2 separate regions of the Homo sapiens genome follow, and region 2 is linked to region 1. The links are chromatin loops, found by intact Hi-C in ENCODE. Cell type or tissue: left ventricle myocardium inferior. All regions are shown on one strand. Links, peaks and the distances in the headings refer to the core of each region. The heading gives the core; the rest is flanking DNA.

Region 1 (2,919 bases), core at 135-2,634:
TATGCAGATGTCTTCAGGGAGTCCGATGAAAAGCCCAAAGTCAACAAGCAATGATGGCAATGATGATCCTAGTCAATAAAAAGAGGGGAGATTTGGGCAGCTGTGGACGAAGGATTACCCAGGTGCCAAGACAGGAGACTGAAGGCACAAACTGTAGCAGTATAATAAAGAAAATAGTTAGAATAAAGAATACTTACAATACAAATTAGATATAGAGATGATCATGGACAATTATCAATCAATAATGTATAAACATTATTAATCATTAGCTTTTAATATTAGTCTTTGTTGCATTACTAATATAACCTAGGAATAATTGATGGGTGTAGGATCATGTACTGAAGGGACATTGTGAGAAGTGACCTAGAAAGCAAGAGGTGAGCCCTCTGTCATGCCCACATAAGGGCCGGTTGAGGGCTCCTTGGCCAAGCAGTAATGCCAGTGCCTGGGAAGGCACCCGTTACTTAGCAGACCAAGAAAGGGAGTCTCCCTGTTCTTGGAGGAGTCAGGAAACACTCTGCTTCACCACCTCCTTGTGGGAGGCTTTATATTATCCAGGCCTGCCCTGCAGTCATCTGGAGGCCTAAACCCCTCCCCGTGGTGCTGTGCTTCAGTGGTCATGCTCCTTGTCCACTTTCATGTTCCTCCTGTACTCCTGGTTCCTCTTTGAAGTTCATAGTAGATAGTGGTAGAAGAAATAGTGAAAGTCTTAAAATCTTTGAACTTTCTTATAAGTGCCTAGAAGAAAACACTGATGTATGCTGCCTTTCCTCTCTGCTTCAGCTACCTAAAAGGGAAGGGCCCCCTGTCCCATGATCATGTGACTTGCTTGAGCTTATCAATCACTTGGACGTCTCACCCTCCTTACTCTTCCCCCTTTGTCTTGTATGTAATAAATATCAGCGAGCCCAGCCATTCCGGGCCCCTACTGGTCTCTGCGTCTTGGTGGTAATGGTCCCCTGGGCCCAGCTGTTTTCTCTTTATCTCTTTGTCTTGTGTCTTTATCTCTTATAATCTCTCATCTCCATACATGGGTAGAACACCCACTAAACCCTGTAGGGCTGGACCCTACAGGCGGCAAGCTACCCAGGTGCTGAGGCAAGAGACCGAAGGCACAAGATGTTCCAGTATAATAAAATATATAGAATAAGAATAGTTATACTAGAAATAGAATACAGATATGATCATATATGAATATTAATCATTAGTTTGTAGATTTACTCTTTATTCCAATATTATAATAATATCTGTTTTACAATTATAACCTAGAAAAAATTAGGCCATACAGAGATAGGAGCTGAAAGGACACGGTGAGAAGTGACCGGAAGACAAGAGTGTGAGCCCTCTGTCATGCCCGGACAGGGCCACTAGAGGGCTCCTTGGTCTAGCGGTAACGCCAGTGCCTGGGGAGGCACCCGTTACTTAGCAGACTGGTCTAGTGGTAGCGCCAGTGCCTGGGAAGGCACCCGTTACTTAGCAGACCAGGAAAGGGAGAGAGTTAGAGAAGACTCTGCTCCACCACCTCTTGTGGAAGATCTTTGTCAGGCCCACCCGCAGCCATGCCCACAGCCATCTGGAGGCCTAAACGTCTCCCTGTGATGCTGTGCTTCAGTGGTCACGCTCCTTGTTCATTTTCATGTTCCACTCTGTGCACCTAGCCTGGCCTTCTAGACAGCGGTAGCAGAATTAGTGAAAGTATTAAAGTCTTTGATCTTTCCGAGAAATGCATAGAAGAAATAATGACGTAAGCTGTCCCCTCTCTGTCTCCACCTCAGCTACCAAATAGGGAAGGGCCCCTGTCCAGTGGTCACGTGACTCACGTGACCTTACCTATCATTGGAGATGACCTGCACTCCTTACCCTGCCCCCTTGCCTTGTATACAATAAGTAACAGCACAGCCAGGCATTCGGGGCCACTACCGGTCTCCGCGTCTTGGTGGTAGTGTTCACCCGGGCCCAGCTGTCTTTTATTCTATCTCTTTGTTTTGTGTCTTTATTTCTATGATCTATCATCTCCACACACAAGAGAAAACCCCAAAGGCCCTGTAGGGTTGGACCCTACATCTGGCGCCCAACGAGAATTTCTCTCTCGCTGTGTGAAGTTGCACTTTGAGCGTGAAACACAGCAGAGGATTTCAATGACAGATTCCTGAGGATTGAGGTCAATAAGCTTGGTGGTAAGCTTGGGCACTCAGAGTATCCCGGGGACACCAAGGGACAGGCCTGTACTAAGTACTCAGCTTATTTAAATTTTATAAAAACTCTCCTTAAAGAAGGAGTGGTTAAAAGTATCTACTGATAAGTTAATTGAACTGTTTGATGTTGTAGATCTTCTTTGCCCTTGGTTTCCTACTGAGGGAACTTTAGAACTTAAGGATTGGGATGAGATTGGCAGACATTCAAAATTGCTCATAAAGGCGGGCATATTATTCCACCCCCAATTTGGTCAATCTGGGCTTCGGTTCGCTCTGTCCTAGACTCTTTACAGACTCAGGAGGACAACATGGAGACTGATCCCTCTTTCCTCTGAGGAGGCTGAGGAAGTGCTTAGTTCTTTTTCACCTGAGGATACTGCACAGATTGAGGCCATAGTTCTACAGATGGACCTCCACTCTGATATTCCTTTGGTGCCACCACCTACGCCAGAGCCTACCATGCCCCGGTTATCGCTTTATGATGAACTTTTAACTGATCTGAATGAATTTATTTCCCCCAACCAGCAAAATCCAGCTGAAAGATATTATCAACAGCCATCACAGCTGTACCCTCCTACCTTTCCTCAAACTCTCAACTCTCCAGCTATGCAGATAGAAAATGAGATGATGCAGCCTGAAAAAGAGGCTCTAAACTATGTTTTCATGCAGCCTGGTACAGAGGCTCCAATTTCTACACAGCCCGGTGAAGAGGCTCTCAATTCCC
Region 2 (2,919 bases), core at 101-2,600, 160 kb after region 1:
TGTATTATTATAAACTAAGTGGTAGCTTGTGCTATATGTGAACTTAAGGTCACTATATAATTTTAAAAGTTATCTTGGCCAGGTGTGGTAGCTCACAACTGTAATCCCAGCACTTTGGGAGTCCGAGGTGGGCTGATCGCTTGAGCCCAGGAGTTCGAGACCAGCTTGGCCAACATGGTGAAATACCGTCTCTACTAAAAATACAAAAATTAGCCAGGCGTGGTGGTATACACCTGTAATCCCAGCTACTCAGAAGGCTGAGACAGGAGAATCACTTGAACCCAGGAGCTGGAGGTTGCAGTGAGCAGAGATCGCACCACTGCACTCCAGCCTAGGTTATGGAGTGAGGCTTCATCTCACAAAAAAAAAAAAAGAAAAAAAAAAAAGGTTCTCTCAGGCCAGGCCAGGCATGGTGGGTGTCTCACACCTATAATCCCAGCACTTTGGGAGGCTGAGGTGGGAGGACTGCTTGGGCCCAGGAGTTCAAGACTGGCCTGAGCAACATAGTGAGACCCTGTTTCCTTTTTTTTTTTTTAAGTGAAAGTTATCTCTGAGATATTCTTCAGTGTTGCTTCTCCATTTCTCAACTCCATCTCAGATGCTGCAAGTCTTCTTAGAATATTCAGTTATCAAATATATTTAAACCACCACACAAATAAGCTAAACACTATTTTGAATTATTAAAGCCCATATCACTGGAGAAATAAGATCCCTATTCTGAACACCTAGCAATAAGTGCCATAATATATTTTACCTCTTCATTTTCCTCATCCAGGTATTTTATTTGAATAGTATTCAGATCAAATGAAACTTTTACCTATAAAAGAGATACATATTTAAAGGCAGGTTATAATGTACACAGAAGTCAAAGTAAAAAAAACCCACAAAATCAAAAGACAAACAACAAACAACCTTAATAACCCATAACAAAGGGTTAATATCTGCAACACACCCAGAGTACCAGCAAAACTGCTAATGATACAATTAACAACCCAGGTAAAAATATACATAAAATTCATACAAGAGGAAATCAGAACACCTAACAAATACATCAGAAGACTTTCAAACTTTCTGGTGGTCAGAACAATGCAAATTGAAGCAATGAGATGACATCTCATCAGAATACCAAACTGTGTGTGTGTGTGTGTGTGTGTGTGTGTGTGTGTGTGTGTGTGTGTGTTTTGGGTGGGGTGTGGGGTAGGGAACAGCAAATGTTTTTTAAAGCCATAACATCCAGTGTTGTCAAAACTTCAGGACACTGTCATGTATTTCTGTGTGCTGCTACAATTGTTCTGCAAAGCATTTGGCAGAATCTATTAAAATTTCAAATAAAATGCTTTGTGACCCATTAATCTCACATTTGTATAGGACAGAGTTTATCCTGTAGAACAGTGTATAAGTTATGTGTATAGATGGATATCTCCTGAAGTTTCAAGATAAGAAAAAAAAAAAACGAAAAATATCTTTTTTTTTTTTTTTTTGAGATGGGTCTCACTCTGTCGCTCAGGCTGGATTATAGTGGCTTGATCTTGGCTCACTGCAGCCTCAACCTCCAGCACTCAAGCAATTCGCCCACCTCAACCTCCGGAGTAGCTGGAACCACAGGTGCCTGCTACCAGGCCCAGCTAATTTTTGTATTTTTTTGGTAGAGATGGGGTTTTACCATGTTGCCCAGTCTGGTCTCAAACTCCTGAGCTGAAGTGGTCCACCCATCTTGGCCTCCCAAAGTGCTGGGATTCTAGGCGTGTGCCACTGTGCCTGGCCAAATAATGTTTATAGTATGATCCTAGTATGATATCTGCATGAACATGGAAAATTTAAAGTACATACAGGGCTGTTAACATTGGTTACCCAAAGAAGGTGGGAGTAACAGATGAGGGGGGGGAGAATGGAGGGCTATTAACTGCTTGAGATGGTTTCTCTTCTTAAAATGGGCATGTATTATACTTATACAATTTAAAATTTACAAGGAAGAAAAAAGGCAAGCTGTCAGCTCATTTAACTACTAGGAAAAGAAAGATAACTGATTTTCACATCTTTTGGCAAACAAGATCTAACTTCTTTCTGAATCCAATCTTTTTTTTTTTTTTGAGACGGGTCTCACTGTCACTGATAGGACAGTATGAACAGGTATTTGCTGGAAGGCAGACAACTACCTCAGATCATCTTTTAAGATCTACCATTTCTTTCCCTTTTTAGTTATCATCAGATATAACCAGGTAAACGTAGATTTTTACCAAAGGGTTTCAGAGAGAAACACAGTCAACACAGGAAGTAAAACATTCACCACTGCAAACTGAACAAAAACAGAAGAGTACAAAGGGCAAACCAAGAGGAGGAAAAGCCTTAGCAAAAAAACGGAACAGGTGAACTGCTGTCTAAGCAGGTATGAAAGTTTTTCCTGCTCAACTCTGAGATACTCAACCTCTGACCTAGCAATAAAAACAATTGATAGGCTCTTGCAAAACACAAGTTATATCCTTGTGCAAAACACAAGTCATATCCTCACACAAGAGAACATTTCCTTGGGATCTGGTTGGGTGGAGTCCACACCAATTCACTCCTCATACTGGTTCTAAAATTAATAGGTTTTCTAAATCCTATCTCACTAAAAACAATTTTACCTTCCCTTTCTAAAATGTTCAAAAGGAAATTTATGTGTTGGTTCCCTTTATTGGGGCACATCTCATATATGAATACTGAAACCCTATCAAAAGCAATTTTCCAAAAGGCCCAGAAATGGTAACTATGACAGACTTCACAGCTATGAAACAACACTGCTAAAAATAGCTACCTTTGGAAAAAATAACCATGCTTAAACCAAGGAGAAACAAAATAAAGTAACACTCACCATAGCTTCGATATCAGCCCAAGTTGTATTTTCTGGATCAGAAACCAGAAAGCTTTGAATTTCATTTT

The links. A loop is a pair of places that touch in the nucleus more often than their neighbours do. Peaks named below come from ENCODE experiments on the same cell type or tissue, not always from the same donor. Only the 100,000 strongest peaks of a DNase experiment are listed, where the experiment ranks them.
Region 2: it touches region 1 in a loop (5-fold over the local background); 7 of 110 quality-filtered maps call a loop at or near these places.

Annotation. Positions count from the first base shown.
Region 1 is chr17:43,332,835-43,335,753 of GRCh38, reverse strand. No RefSeq gene overlaps it. Among named protein-coding and RNA genes, the nearest start is that of LINC00910, 55 kb to the left of the region's middle. In left ventricle myocardium inferior, for the core only: CTCF peaks have their summits at 1,158 and 1,363 (motif pointing right); a DNase peak (open chromatin) is centred at 1,393; H3K4me3 peaks cover 319 bases; H3K27ac peaks cover 742 bases.
Region 2 is chr17:43,175,834-43,178,752 of GRCh38, reverse strand. NBR1 (NBR1 autophagy cargo receptor) reads right to left here. Exons shown (of 21, transcript NM_005899.5): 2 at 2,852-2,919; 3 at 755-817. Among named protein-coding and RNA genes, the nearest start is that of NBR1, 6.1 kb to the right of the region's middle. In left ventricle myocardium inferior, for the core only: no CTCF peak of the experiment used is centred there; no DNase peak of the experiment used is centred there; H3K4me3 peaks cover 133 bases; H3K27ac peaks cover 262 bases.